Regions from separate parts of the Homo sapiens genome. Here region 2 is linked to region 1. Evidence: read pairs that join two places in POLR2A ChIA-PET (ENCODE). Cell type or tissue: MCF 10A. All regions are shown on one strand.

Region 1 (8,000 bases):
AACATAAATATCACGTGAGGCAATGTGGGAAGCCAAACCCTGATCAAACACAATACCAGGAGGAGAAAATAATTATTACCATTGCAGCCGAGGAAATGGAATGGGATTATTCTCCTAGTAGAAAGTGGGAGAATGAACTCCACCACTTACGAAGAGAGAAGTACCATGATAGCTCCAGTCTCTAAATGGGAAGGGTTCTAAGGGTTCTTTCTGAGTCTTCCTCTCTTTCCTTTCAGTCTCTCTGTGTGTGTCTGTGTCTGTGTGTGTGTTGTATTTATTTGTGTTTGGTATGGTGGGTGTGTGTGGTATATTTATTTGTGTTTGTTATGGTGTACGTGTGCATAATGGATATGTGGATGTGGTATTTGTGTGTTTAGGATATTCTCCATTATAAATCACTTCAAAATTTGTGTGTGTGTGTGTGTGTGACATATTCAATTGCAAAGGGCTTCAAATCTTTCTAAATATCTATATAACTTACTTATGGGCTTTATTTCTTCCTGCCTGAGTTTTCACTTCTTGCATCCTTCCTGGACATATGTTACTGTCTGATCTCACCACAGGAATAGTGACATAACTTCAGCTACATTCAGTATCTACAGTCAGGTGTTTCTTTTGTCTTCATTTTCTTCTACCTCTATTCTTCTGAGAACTTCAAATTAAAGACACCTGTTTTTCTCTTTTTGTACAATTTGATTTCTCTCTCTGGTTTTCTCTCTTACTGTATATTTATTTATAAAAACTAAATTTTATCCTGAAAATAAGCTTTGAAATGTAGAATGAATATCTACCTATCTTGCTAGAATTAATATATATTTTTAAAAAGATGACTTACATTTTTAGGTAAAACAGCTTCTAGATATAAGAAGTTCTTCCATATGAGTTCTTTGTCTAAATTAATGGTTAAATTAACTAACTTTGTGGGGTTTTTTTGTTTTTGTTTTTATTTTCTTAAAGCCAAACGAGCATGTATGTGGACAGAAGTGGAACACTTCTTGGGTCCAAATACAAGAAAGTCTTATATCGTCAATATGATGATAACACGTTCACAAATCAAACAAAAAGGAATGAAGGTGAAAAACATCTCGATATACTAGGTATTGGTATGCCATAAGATTGGTTTTCGAGTTTTTCTTGTCCTCAGCCATTAGAGATTGTTGTACACATGGAGGCCATTGTCAACCTCTACTTCAACAGAGGAAAGTACCTGTAATTCTGGTTTGTTTGCTGATAGGCATTTTCATTGGGGGAAAAAATGATTCAAGTGTTGTTTCCTAAAAAATAAGGAGAATGTAGAAAAGTAATGTGCTCAGTTTCAGATTACCTGGATTCTTGCTCTCAGAATTAAAAAATTCTAGAAAGGAGTTTAGAAGTAGCGTGCAGGGATCATTTCAATACAATTAAAACAAAGCCCAGGGGACCCTAGTATAGTGAGGAAAGGAACTTCTTTATGTAAATTTAAGTGTCTTCTGTCTGAGTGAGGAAAAGTACAACTCTTTCTTCCACCCTTGATAGATCAAGTAGGAAACCTCTGAGTCATCCCAGGTGCCCACATGCGACATTTCCACACGCCCAACTCCTGTTTCAGTCTTAATATCTATGTGTATATTAGAGGTTATTTTATGATGTGGGATCCTGAGGAGATGGATTTACATGCTGATGAAGAGGAATTTTTGCTCTTTTTTGCTCTCCGTCAGCCTCTAGAGCTTGTCTCTTTGTGAGCCCTGGAGGGAAGCCTGTGCTATCCTGTTGCTGCTGCTTTTGAGTGGGCCCCTATCTTTAGTAACCACAGGATGTTTGTTTTCTCTAGGATTGTGGCTGAATGCATGAAGATAAATAACGCAATCTGACCCTCAAGGTTCTATTATTATTTACGCAAAAAGGAAAACACTTTATTAAAAAGAAAAACCATGCATATTGTTTGGGGAGGTGAAATGGTCACAGGGAGCAAAGAGGCCCTGTCTTTAGCTAGCATTTAGCCTCCAGCAGGCATCTTCAGGGCTCTAATTTTAGTAATTGTAGCACAAGTTTGCAGAAAGTTCTTGCTGCTTATCTCATCTCAAAACCACCTGTGTTTCAGAATTTTTCAGAGCCACTAATTCAACCTGCTTCCAAATAGAAAGAAGATTTAAAATGAATTTTATACCTGTAGTTTCTGGCTTAGGATGAAAGGGAGAGAGAGTAAAATGAAGGTTTTTAGTCTGTAAGAGAGAAAATCACTTTGGGTCAATAAACAGGCCTTGCAGCTCCTTGCAATCCTCCAGTAGAATAAGGAGCAAGGGAATAAAAGGCTTGAAAGTTGAGATTGGTCAAGAAAGAAAAGAAAGGGTTTCATTTTTAAATTGTATGTTTTCCTAGGCATAAACCGTTGTTCATTAAAATAAGTTTTCTGGCAAAAAAAAAAAAAAAAAAACTCATAAAATTCTAAATGATTTAAAAATTTCAGGCAAAAATCATGTTTCATAAATCAGCAATGATCTACTTGTTAAATGTTTTTATTTCATTTGGCTGCATGTTAAGTAAAAGGATAAGAATAAGTCACTGTGTAAATAAGAAGAGAGATGACTCATAATTTAAAATAAATAACAATTACTCAGACATATTTCTTTTTATATTCCCTAGGTCCATTAATATTGCTCAACCCTGGTCAAATAATTCAAATTATCTTTAAAAATAAAGCCGCAAGACCGTATTCTATTCATGCTCATGGAGTGAAAACAAATAATTCCACTGTTGTTCCAACTCAGCCAGGTAACTACTTTGGGAGAAAAATAATCCCCAAAGCTTTTATGCAGGACTACGAGGCTAATGTTCTTTTAAATATATGGGTGCAGTTCCAGATGAGAGAGACGAGTGGACTAGTAAGATGAGCCTGAAGAAAGCATTTGGCGGGGGAGTTCCTTCTGCAAGTCAAGTTTACTTCCAGGCTGGGGCACCATGAGCAAAACTGTGAAGTGAAGGTTTGGTCTTCAGGGCCTACCTCCCCAGTGTATGAATTTCTCCTCTAGGTCCACCCTCCCTCCCACCGCTGTACCTGTCCAGCTGCCAGGTATTCTTATACTATATACAATCTCTCCAACTAAAGTGCTAAAGTAGGAGTTGAGTACAAGATGCAATATGTGAGAAAGTGGGGGAGGATTGAGCCAATAAGAGGAAATGATGGACCCCATGTATTAACATTTCCGTGGAATGGAATCACTGCTATACAGCATGCCATTCAACATAATTAACTCAGAAGAACATTAATATATTTTACTTAAAAATGCCCAGTAAGCAGACTGTGATATGAGGATTTGTGTGTAGATAGTGCTCTTGGAATCAACTAATATGGAAAGAATGAGAAATGAGTAGGATTGGACAGGGAGTGAGGTTAAGCAGAGATGCAGCCTCAACAGAAGTCACAGCCAACACAGTTCTGAAGATAGGGTGACCTTCAGCTTTCCTAAGCTGGAGTGAGAGAGCTGGGCTGTTATGTCCCTGAAGCAGTCATTAGATGCAATCTTGAGCAAGGTAGCTTTCTTCAGCCAAGGCTCTCTCTAAAGGAGGCTGACGCCTGCTGGAGTGAAATGTTCTTCATTCTTGATTGGGAATCTAGGGGTGGCATCAGAATGTCCACTATAGTTGCTCACCAAAACAAGTAGTTTTGGAAATTAAGAGTATCAATGAAAGCCAAATTCAGAAAGAAAAGATTTGTAAAGCAGAGGGACTGACAATAGACTTTGATGGTGGGCGAAATGTTTCTTTTTGTTTTTAAAAGCAGTCCTGTGGTCTGTTAAGTCTCATATCAAGGGAGTTTGCAAGTCAGTCCACTGCTCTGATTAGTTAAGAAAGGATCTACTACATGCATTCCACAAACACTTCTGAGTACTCTACCTGCTGTATGCCAGGCATTGTGTGATGTACTGGAAGGCAAGGGTTAGTGCTAAGTAGATTGTTACAGATTTGGGAGCTGGAGGTGGGGTTGGTTAATGTCATAGGACTATAACTCCCATGGATCTGTGGAAGTGGGAGATACAGAATTACGGTGGGGAGGGAGCAAAAGAACTTCACTGCAATATAGAATATAGAATTAAGATCCAATAGGACTAATATGCACAGCCTTGAGGGCAGGGAGGAGGTACATGTGATCCACACATTGGAATGTTCAGAGCAGGGATTCAAGGCTTTGTCACATTGAGTAATTGCCACATTGACTAAGATCACAAAGCAAGAAGTGAAACCAGAAGTGAAAGCTAGGACTATGCTGCCTACTATTTTTATAGCTTTAGTGTTTGCTCATTGTCTGGTTCTCCGTAAAGAAGTCTGATTTTAAAAGCTCTATTTAAATACACTTCATTTGTCTATTTCAGGAGAGATTCAAATATATACTTGGCAGATACCTGATAGAACTGGTCCTACCTCACTGGACTTTGAATGCATACCTTGGTTTTACTATTCAACTGTATCTGTGGCTAAGGTAAATTTTAAATCAAATAACAGTTCTTATCCTATCTCCTCCCAGAAATTATAACGGAAGGAAGAAGGTATTTATCATTGCTCTTAAGAACCTTAGTTCCATGTAAACTTTCTATTAAGTAACTTAATTACTGTTCAGCTTTTATTCCTACATTGGTCTGCATTTTTCAAGAGCAAAATAAACTATTACCTCATGATTACTTAGGCTTATAATTCTTTGCATAATCTCACTGTGAATTGAAAAATATATCTAATTATACAATAATAGACTATACTTTGTTCCACTGAATAGTATTCGAATTACAGAAAACAACATACACTAAAGAATTTTAAAATTCAGTTGGATGTGGTGGCTGATGTCTATACAAAAAATTTTAAAATTAGCCAGGCGCAGTGGCACATGCCTGTAGTCCTAGCTACGGGAGGCTGAGGTAGGAGGATTGCTTGAGTCCAGGAGTTCAAGATTATGCTGAGCTATGGTCACTCCATTGCCTAGGTGACACAGCAAAACTTGGTCTCTAAATAATAATAATAGTAACAATAGTAATCATAAATAAAGAATGGTATAATTCTATGATTAATAAGAAATATATATATACATATTGTGTGTGTAGGGGGGTGTATGTGTGTGTGTGTTTATATTTAAAACCCTCAACTATAGGGTTCAAGTTTATTTGCACTAAAAAAAAAAAAAAACAGTGCAAGTATTCTATTTGAACTCTTATCTTGGCCCACTCTGCCTGGAACAAGAATCTACACAGAGATTTAATTCAAAAACAAAATGAAGACAAACAAACCAAGACTCTCAACTAAAAGCTGCTGCAGGGGCAAAAGCACAAAGGTGAAGGGACTAACTCCTTTAGACTTCCTGCCAACCAACTTCAATGCCAGGAATTCTAATTAAAACCAAAATTCTTTTTTTATTAAAATGTCAAAAATAGAGCTAAATCCACTGAAAAATGTATCTAAAATCCCTTTCAGAGGTTTGGTGTTCTCTTTAGACTTCAACTCTAATGAATGAGGTTACAATTTTTCTTCAATCAAACATTGAGCATGTCAAATATTTTGTTCTTCACTCTCAGAATCCTGATAATTAAAAACTCAGGATTTGACCTCATTAAAAACTAAAACCGGATTCTACCTCTTTTATTTTGTGGGGGAAAATGTTAGTTGTGGCCACAGTGAACGATCTTGCTTTGCCTCCTCAGGACCTTCACAGTGGACTGGTAGGCCCTCTCTCTGTATGCCGCAAAGACATCAACCCCAACATAGTTCACCGTGTTCTCCACTTCATGATATTTGATGAGAATGAATCCTGGTACTTCGAAGACAGTATCAACACCTATGCTTCAAAACCAAACAAAGTGGACAAGGAAAATGATAATTTTCAACTCAGCAACCAAATGCACGGTAACATTCACTCACTGACTCACCAATGGTAACCCACAGGTTGCTCTGCACAAATGAAACAGATGAAAGGGCCTCGCTCCACACTGTTTATAGAATTCAACTACATATAACTGGTATGGATCATGTAGACCAGGGGTCAGCAAATTTTTTCTGCAAAGGGCCAGATAGTAAAGAAGTTAGGCTTGCAGGCCACATGGTCTCTATCATAAGCCATACTCTACTCTGCCACTGTAGAATGAAAGTGGTCACAGACAATAGGAAAACAAATGAAAGTGGCTGAGAGCCAAAAACTTCATTTATGGATGCTGAAATTTGTATCTCATAAAACATGTCAAGAAATAATATTATTAAATTTTTTTTCAACTATTTAGAAATTTTAAAACCATTCTTAGCTCATGGGCTGCAGTAACAGAGGCAGTGTGCTGGACCTTGCCCATATGCCACAGACTACTGATTTAGCAAGCACAGCAAATTCTCATGCTTTCTAGAGCTATGTAGACAATGTAAAAATAGGAACATCAGCTGTCATTTCAGGAGGAACTTACTACCATAATTTTCTAAGTATTTTGCTTGGATGAACACAGACAGAGGTGGGGCTTGGGGCAAACCAAAGTGAACATGGCCCCACCCACACTTCCCCATCACATTACCTTCACAGGCAGAACTTTTGAAAACTTCATGCTCATCAACCAAAATTATTTTATAGGTTGACTGTGACTAGGTGCATCTATTTACATCTAGATGACCTCCCCCACTCTAGAATCACAGTAACAAGACAATTATTCCAATAGAAAGCACATAAACAATCTCACTTACTTTCTTAGCCAGGGAAACTTCTCATCTTAAGCTGCTCAGCTGAGAGGGGTCAGAGATATGACTGGGTAAAAGATCCTTAACTAAGGCAAATTCAAATATAGTAATCTCCCACTTCTAAGGTTGTTTTTTCTCTTTTTTAGAAATATATGTAAATTTAAAGTTAATTCAAGGGTGACATCCATTTTACCAATAGTCTTTTTAATAAGTGTCATAGAGGGCACAAAGCACCTTGCGAGGCCCTAAAGAGATACAAAGGCCCATAATATGGGTCATCTGCCCTCATGTTGTTTACAGTCTAAGGGACGCCAGACTTGCGCATTGCTGCAATCCAAGGAGGATGACGCGGGGTGGGATGCTGTCACGGAAATTTAAACACAGCGCAGTGCTTTAAATTCCTATTTGGAAGATTTGGAAAGGCTTCATGATAGGGAAGAGACATTCAAGTTGATTTTTTAAGGTTTCATAGGAGTCTGTCCAGTTAGAAAAGGAGGGAAATGACACTCCAAGTAGATGGAAGAATGTGATCTAAGTCACATAGCACTTGGGAAGAAAGAGCCAACAGAATTGTGGAAGACCTCAAACACCTTGTTAAGAATTTAGACTTGATCTAAACCAGGGTTTCTTAACTTCCTGACCTTTTAGGTTAGATAACTCTTTGTTGTATGGAGCTATCCAGTGCATTGTAGATGTTTGTCGACATCTATATCCTCCACCTACTAGATGCCAGTAGCATCTCCCCACAAGTTATGACAACCAAAAATATTTCTAGGCATTGCCAAATGACCCCTGGGGAACAAAATCACCTCCTGTAGAGAACCACTGTACTAAAGCACCAAGTACACTGAGCTAGGGCGTGGGGGGATAGATTTTAGGAATAACTCTGGCACTCATCTGGGCACTTGTACTCCAAGTATGGCCCAAGGACCAGCAGCATCAGCATCACTTGGGAGCTTGTTAGAAATGCAGAATTTCAGGCTTCAAAGACCTAAGTCAGAATCTGAATTCTAACAAAATCCCCAGGCCATATTCACATTAAAGTGTGAGAAGCACTAGTCTAGAGCAGTGTCTTCTAGTTTCTTCTATTACATCCCTCCATCAGCTGAAAGCATTAGAACTCAGCCTCCATAGATATATAGTTATATAGTTATAGATTATATACTTGCACCACTGTACCAATGCATTTTATACATTTTAAAGATGCACAAAAACGGCAAAGTAAAAAGAGGATATGTGTGTGTGTGTATGTGTGTGTGTGTATGTATGTGTGTGTATATATATATATATATATATATAAAATCTTCATATTTTATTTACATTAC
Region 2 (8,000 bases), 67 kb after region 1:
TGTCCCGTATACTGATGAAATTATATATATTTTATCAAATTGATGCCTGTAGTTTTAGTGAAGTTCCCAGAAACTATTTTCTAATGAAATTCTGTTTTTTGACAGAGTCTCACTCTGTCGCCCAGGATGGTGTGTAGTGGTGTGATTTCAGCTCACTGCAACCTGCCGCTCCTGTGCTCAAGTGAGTCTCCCACCTTAGCCTCCCAAGTAGCTGGGACTACAGGGATGGGCCACCACGCCTGGCTAATTTTTGTATTTTTAGTAGAGATGAGGTTTCACCATGTTGGCCAGGCTGGTCTCAAACTCCTGGCCTCAAGTGATCCGCCCACCTCAGCCTTCCAAAGTGCTGGGATTACAGGCGTGAGGCACTACACCTGGCCCTAATAAAATTCTTAACCAATTTATCCCCATTATCCTACCCATTCCTCTCAAATTACAGCTATTTACTTTTAAAATTAAAATATAAATGATTAATTACAAGAAGAAATATACAAAAGGAAATTAATTACAACAGGAAATAAAAGAAAAAATGATACCACGCACAAAGCAGGGGCAAAGCTGCCTTCAATTTTTTAGGACTCACTTTAAGACAGAATGTCTAGAACTCGAGCAACACTGGTCTTGAGACATTTCTTTAAAACTATCAATTGCAGGGACCCCCACTCCCATCCCCACCCCACTGTGTTCCCATACTGTCAGCATTCCCCTGAGGCTTGGTTATCCTCAACCCCTAGACTAAGACACCAAGGCAAAATGGCATTGTTGCTGGAGCACAAAAATCCTACCAGACAAGAGACAAGCTAAGATTGGATAAAGGGTAGAAATGAGAGGGGTATAAATGACTCCTGGCCAGATATCCAACCCACCATGATTAGACCGGTACTCTGCAAAGGACTTTCAGGCCAAACCTCCCCTAGAACTCTTAAGAGATAAACAAATGGTCTCCATTTTTATTTCCAGTGTATTGATTCCAAATTCCCTGGGACGCAGTATAAATCCAAGAGTATTATACCACAAACCCATGGGGGAGAGAAACAAGTTATCTTTGCTGATCTTTGCTTTTATTACTAAGTTAGACCTTCTGATTGGACACTCTTCCTCTTCACTTTTGCCAGGTCCACAACTTCATGCAGATGTTGGAGACAAAGTCAAAATTATCTTTAAAAACATGGCCACAAGGCCCTACTCAATACATGCCCATGGGGTACAAACAGAGAGTTCTACAGTTACTCCAACATTACCAGGTACTCACGGGGGCGGGGGTGGGGGTGGTGCATTTTAACAGGCTGTACAGCCTTTCCACAGATTACTCTCATCATAGAGAGTCTGGACCAAGAAAGTGAAAAGGGAGGTAGTTGTGAAGAGGGGATGCAAGGAGGTGTCTGTGTGTATGCAAGTACATGCACATGCTTGTACTAAAAAAAAAAGTCCACAGGAGAGCTTAAGAGAAAAACCTGAAGGTAGTAGACATCTATGAATCCTCAAGCGTGAATCAGAGAGATGCTGTCTCCTCGCTCAGCTAGAACACAGCTCAAATGGCATCTACCACACCATATGTGGCTGGATGTTCCCATGCCTGTCTCTAGCACATGTGGTTCTAAGGGCCAGAGGCTGCCACTTGGAACTCTAAATTCCCCCTATCTAGTACAGTATCTGGCATATATTAGGAGATCATCAAATGTTTCTTTAATAAACATAGAGTAAAATCTTGAACAGATTATATACATAGGTGAGCATTTTCTTTAATAAGAACCATATTTTTCTTCTATTAGTTGTAAAGTTGGCTTCCAGGAAAATACTATTTCTCAATAACTTAGCAGGGTGTAGCAAGGGTGCTATTTTAGGTAGAGAGGTCAGGAGGGCTTCCTTGAGGAGGTGGCATTGCTGAAAACACCTAAAGTTTGAGAAGTAATGAAATTCAGGTAATTGTGCACGAATTGATTCTAGGCCCCGAAGACAGGAGCAATGCCTGGTGTGTGTGAGCAGCAGCAAGGCAGCCAGAGGCTAAAGAAAAGCACACAAGGGACAGAATGCTAGAGATGAGATCCAGGGAGAGCAGGGGCCAGATGGAGTAGGGAGGACCTCAGACTCGAGATTTAAGACTGATGTTCTGATGGACACCTTTTAAGGGGCTGTTGGTGATGTGTGGTTAAGTGACCCTAAGGGGGCAAGGACAGAATCTGGGGTCAGTTAAGGACCACTGCAATAATCTGGGTAAAATCATCATCATCATCATCATCATCGAGATTTGGAATATGGTGGAAGCGGCTGAAGTGGTGAGATGTTATCATATTCTGGTTCCATTTTAAAGGTGGTACTAAAAGGACCTGCTGGAAAATGGGCACTAGGGAGTGTTAGGGAAGAGAGGAGTCAAGCATGACCCCAAGGTTTTGGGCACTGACCACTGGTGGAAGAGCAGGTTGTAAAGGGGTGTGGAAAAGAGAAGAAAATGTTATTTTGCAGCTTATGAGAATAAGTAAAAGCAGAGATGGCCAGACAGTAATATGTGCAGGTGGTGAATCAATACTTTATATTCTAGTGAAATTTTCTGCTTAGAAAAAGGGTGAGGACATAGGAACAGCTCAGACTGAGGCTTGAAGAAAAAGTAAGACGTCTACCACATCACTTGAGACCATCTCTGTTGTCTTGCTTGATTCTCTAGTGAATGTCTGTTGGACTCTGGCAGGTTAGTGTGATAGCATGAATATGTAATGGTGTGGTCTAAATAAATGGGATGGAAAATGAGTGTGGCTGGGATTGGTGAGTGGGCATGGCCAAAAGTTGAGGCCTGTGAGCAGTTGCACAGGAAGCCCTGAGGTGAATGGAAACGCAGATCAGACTGGAGAAAAGCCTAGAGCACATGGGAAAAGGGTAAGAGCCTTGGCAAAGCAGGAGGGTGAAGCAACTGGTCGTCTTCAAAATGCCAAGGCCGAGGGTGTGGTTATGTCCTGTATGTGGGAGTAGTGACAAAACAGCACATGGTGTGATAGAATGAGATGGACTGGAGGGGGAGGTAAACATAACTGTGTCAAGTCGGTGACTCATGAGATCAAGAGGTCTAACGGCTCCTCGCCAGGAATCATGAGCTCACTAAGGATGATCATGAGAGAGGACAAGGAAAGGAAGCCAATGCTGAAGCTGAGGGAATTACACAAAATAGTCCAGATACACACATGCAGAGATTACGGGAAAGGTGCCAGCCACTGGGGAAAAATCACTTGGTATCTGAAGAGAAAAAAGTATATTAGGAAAACACACTTCAAGCTAAGAAGAGATTGGTTGCAAAGTTTTTTCAAATTGTAATATTGAAGTACACACCTCCTAGCTTTGTGGTATGGCAAGTGGGTTATAGCTAATTTAAAATTAACCCAAAAAATGACAAAATTTTGTCTTCCAGTTCATCTTAAAACTAAATTCCTGAAAACAATCTTGAGTACCACAATTTTTAAAAACTAATTACACTGACATTTCCAGTTCCTGGGTCCTAGTTATCAAGGCTGTGTGTGTGTGTGTGTGTGTGTGTGTGTGTGTGTGTGTACAATATAAACCAAATACAACCAGATCCATTAACACTTGATGAATTTAGGTGAAACTCTCACTTACGTATGGAAAATCCCAGAAAGATCTGGAGCTGGAACAGAGGATTCTGCTTGTATTCCATGGGCTTATTATTCAACTGTGGATCAAGTTAAGGTAAAATACAAATCATTTGTTTTGTGACACTTCCCAAAATAGACACACAATTGAAGGAAGACAAGGTTAGTGTTTTCCTGTGGTCCAATTCTACGTTAAAATCCTAGGAAAATAAACTGTTTGCAATCTACTTTAGCAACTATGCTGCTACCTATGACACACAAGACAAAAATCTAACATTTCCTAATATGATACAGCTCAAAGGCCTTTCAAGATATTTGGGAAGTTTAGATTTTTGTCTTGTGGGTCACAGGTAGCCACTGAAAAATTGACCAAGAATGGCAGTATATTTGCATTTCAGATCCTTCATTCTGGTGGAATGAAGGAAGGCTTGGAGGGGGAAGAGACTGGAGGTTGGGAGGCCGTTGTAATACGTGAGGCAAATTTCAAGGACCTCTACTGTAAGGAGGGAGAAAAGAAATGGAGTCGGTTATAGATAGGTGGGTGAAGTGCCTGAGTGAGCCGGGGGAAGTAGCTCCTTGATAATTCAGTGTTCTGGCTCAAACAAATGAGTAAATCTGGTATTTGTGGTCCTATTTATTATTACACATTTCATTCATCTATGGATTTTTAGGGACTGCCATAGCGCTTGGCTCACACTCAAGAGTTCATGAGTTTATGGAACAAACCAACACTGTTCATTTGGGATTCTTTTAAAATCACTGCTCATTAGCTGAGCTAATTTTTGCCTCTGCAGACATTTCTGTTATGTCAGCATCACCCACATGACCTACCTACTACTCACCATTGTTCCAATTTAACTACTTCAAGTGAAAAGTTACTAAATTGGCAGTACCACATTGGGCAAAGTCTGTTACTTCAATTGGTCTCTCCAAAATTCCTGAGGCCCTGGGTGCAAAGTCTCAGTTCTCTGAAATCCTGACCTAATTCACAAGGGTTACTGAAGATTTTTCTTGTTTCCAGGACCTCTACAGTGGATTAATTGGCCCCCTGATTGTTTGTCGAAGACCTTACTTGAAAGTATTCAATCCCAGAAGGAAACTGGAATTTGCCCTTCTGTTTCTAGTTTTTGATGAGAATGAATCTTGGTACTTAGATGACAACATCAAAACATACTCTGATCACCCCGAGAAAGTAAACAAAGATGATGAGGAATTCATAGAAAGCAATAAAATGCATGGTATGTCACATTATTCTAAAACAATTTTTCTACTTTTTTATCATTTTCTCTTTCAAATAAAATTATTTTGGAGACCATTCATTTGTTTTGTCTTAAAATAAACCACTTCTGCCTCACTTTGTATGTCAGGTAGAATCCTGTTCAAAACAAAAAGGGGACTATGTTCAAAATCATTTGCTAATTTATTTTCCAATTCCAAAATCTCATTTCCTTTGAAATAATCCAAAACTAAGATTAAGGCTTTTGGTGCAAAGTGCCTAGAAAAGCAATGTGATATTATTGACTTTAAAGTATCCATTTCTCTCATTTGTAGTAAAATAAGTCCTATTACATCAAAAAGATTCTTTACATTAACCTAATAATCATATTTTCTTTGAAATAGCTATTGGTTTAAAATATCCTGAAAAGTAACATAAAACCATATGCTTTCCCTAGCTATTAATGGAAGAATGTTTGGAAACCTACAAGGCCTCACAATGCACGTGGGAGATGAAGTCAACTGGTATCTGATGGGAATGGGCAATGAAATAGACTTACACACTGTACATTTTCACGGCCATAGCTTCCAATACAAGGTAAGAGCTATCCATGGCAATTACTCTTGCTCTGTTTGAAAATGTTTTAATACAAGTGAAGAAAATATTTTCTCAGAGAGACTTATGAAAAAAAGCTGCAAAGAGTACAGCCGGTGCTTCATATCCGTGGATTCCCCACCCAGGATTCAATCATGGATTGAAAATATTCAGGAAAAAATAATTCCACTAAGTTCCAAAAAGCAAAACTTGGATCTGCTGCACTGAGTACTATGTTGAATCCATGCAAATGAAATGATATGTAGGCACTGTATTAGGTATTATAATAATCTAGAGATGATTTAAAGTATATGGAAGGATGTGCATAAGTTAAATGGAAATATGCCATTTTATATAAGGGACTTGAGCATCCATGGATTTTGGTATGGGGGCATTCCTGAAACCAATCCTCCATAGATACTGAGGGATGCCTATATAAGGCACAGCAATTTCAATTGACACACTAGCCTTTGTTACACATTGAGCTCTTCCTAGGATTTGCATTTTTAACTGAATTTTCATGGAGTTCTGCTCAGATTCCTGATTAAGGCAACTGAGCGGAATTGCTAACAAAGAGGGTAGGAATGTTCACATAATGATGGATGAGAGTAGAGACCACAACAAGACTTTATTATAACCCTTGCCCTGCCTGTTCTAAGTTCTGTATCTTAAATGGCCCATGGTGAGCAAGATCAGTTAGGTGACAAGCAACTGGTCTGTACATCTCAATCTTACTTCTATTCTTTCTCAGTACTGATTTCAGCAGAAGCCAGTGGCCCTCCTGGAAATGCTTTTTCCTTATGCTTTGGGCTAATTTAGAAAAGGCAGAAGTTATCAAAAAGCATACTGCAGAAAGCCTGTTTTGTTACCTGCATTTTGTTTTACATAGATATATTGTATTCTTAGTGGGCTTTCAATTCTATCCTTGCAGAAATAGACTATTGTCACCCAACTACTGTTTCCAGCCGAGACTCCCTGAAGTGCCTCTGGTTTTTGTCGTTTTCATCAGCCTCCTTTTCTGCTTCCTTTATTATTTACCTTGACTTAAAGCTTCAGACAAGCTAGGACAGATTCAGGCAAAAGTGAGGCTAGGGCTGAAATGGGGCCACAGCTGAGTTCCTTTTGTGTAGCTTAAGTGCTATGACAAACAGGCAAACCAGAATCAAGGTACAGGAGGTTTGTAGGTAGTCCTGATTGATGAATTCATTCTCATCACATCTTTCTTTCACACCCACTTGATGTGGATACCAAAGACTTATTAGGAATACAAAAACCACATTTTACCATTTGTATTAAACACAGAAACGAGCTCGATTTTTTAAAAACAGATTTATCCATTTTTTCAATATCCCTGAGCTGAACATTAACAAATGACATGAGTGAACTCTCATATACAATATTATACATTATTTGTCATTTTTCTAATTAAGCACAGGGGAGTTTATAGTTCTGATGTCTTTGACATTTTCCCTGGAACATACCAAACCCTAGAAATGTTTCCAAGAACACCTGGAATTTGGTTACTCCACTGCCATGTGACCGACCACATTCATGCTGGAATGGAAACCACTTACACCGTTCTACAAAATGAAGGTGAATATCCAGGTAGTAATTCTAGAAGCCATATATAAAAGATATAACTAAAGGAACTACTTTGCCTAAATACTTCCCCCAATATGATGCATCAATATGAAGCATTTGTGAATCTGCTGCCCTGATTTCTTCCTTCTCTACCTCCAAACAGGATTTTTTTCCTGCTAAATGGTGAGGGATACTGCTCATTTCCTGACAGCCAGTACTTGTAACAGCACCAGTCATTTCTAAGTTAATACAAATGTGTAATTATACTTAAAGCTGATATAAGGGAGTAGTCATGTTATTTACCAAGAAACAAACCATTATTTACATAAGACACATTTAGAATCTAATTTCTTTCTTAACAAAAAACAATTTTTTTTCTAGGTGGCACCTCCATGTAAGAGAAGCCCAAGACAACCCCAAATAATATAATTTCAAATAGGCAGTGTCTTTTCTGTGCTTCCAAGGGGAAGGAGGAACCTTACCGATAATTGTTTGTGAAAGATCCAGGGAAGAAACAAAATTTAAATGCACTGCTCCCCAACCCCTGCAATAACCCTCCCCATGTGTAGGTACACACACACACACACACACACACACTTAAAATGGAGAAAAATGAACAGTTTTTTTGGTAAGATTCCTGCACTGTGGCTGCAGGCTTTGGTCTTTCCTGGGTCTTTCGAGTTGAGGATTGTTGTAATTAGAAATGGTAAATTCAAAGGGAGGAAATTATGTAAAGAAAACCAATCTATGTCTTTCCTCCCTAAAATGGGGAAAAAGGGAACATACAAATGAAGAAAATATAAATGTAAATATATTTGAAGATTTAAAAAGCCCTGAAAGGTTAACCTTTAGTGCAAATGGAAAGTTTTAATTTCTGCTCCTGGGTCTTACACAAACAACTTACATCATGAAAAACTATTTCCATTAATGCCCTTTTTATTAGAGCAGTCACTGATAACACTAGAATATCAAAGACTCTAACAGACAAGCCACTAAATTTAACGCCAATAACT

The links. ChIA-PET counts read pairs that join two places held together with the same protein. Peaks named below come from ENCODE experiments on the same cell type or tissue, not always from the same donor. Only the 100,000 strongest peaks of a DNase experiment are listed, where the experiment ranks them.
Region 2: POLR2A ChIA-PET joins it to region 1 with 19 read pairs; 3 of 35 experiments call an interaction of 5 or more read pairs at or near these places.

The regions. Positions count from the first base shown.
Region 1 is chr3:149,242,119-149,250,118 of GRCh38, reverse strand. It overlaps the pseudogene CPHL1P. Among named protein-coding and RNA genes, the nearest start is that of CP, 24 kb to the right of the region's middle. In MCF 10A, no CTCF peak of the experiment used is centred here; DNase peaks (open chromatin) are centred at 2,578 and 4,168.
Region 2 is chr3:149,175,249-149,183,248 of GRCh38, reverse strand. It overlaps CP (ceruloplasmin), which reads left to right. Exons shown (of 19, transcript NM_000096.4): 14 at 1,116-1,244; 15 at 3,587-3,693; 16 at 4,618-4,834; 17 at 5,270-5,409; 18 at 6,837-6,999. Among named protein-coding and RNA genes, the nearest start is that of CP, 43 kb to the left of the region's middle. In MCF 10A, no CTCF peak of the experiment used is centred here; a DNase peak (open chromatin) is centred at 3,018.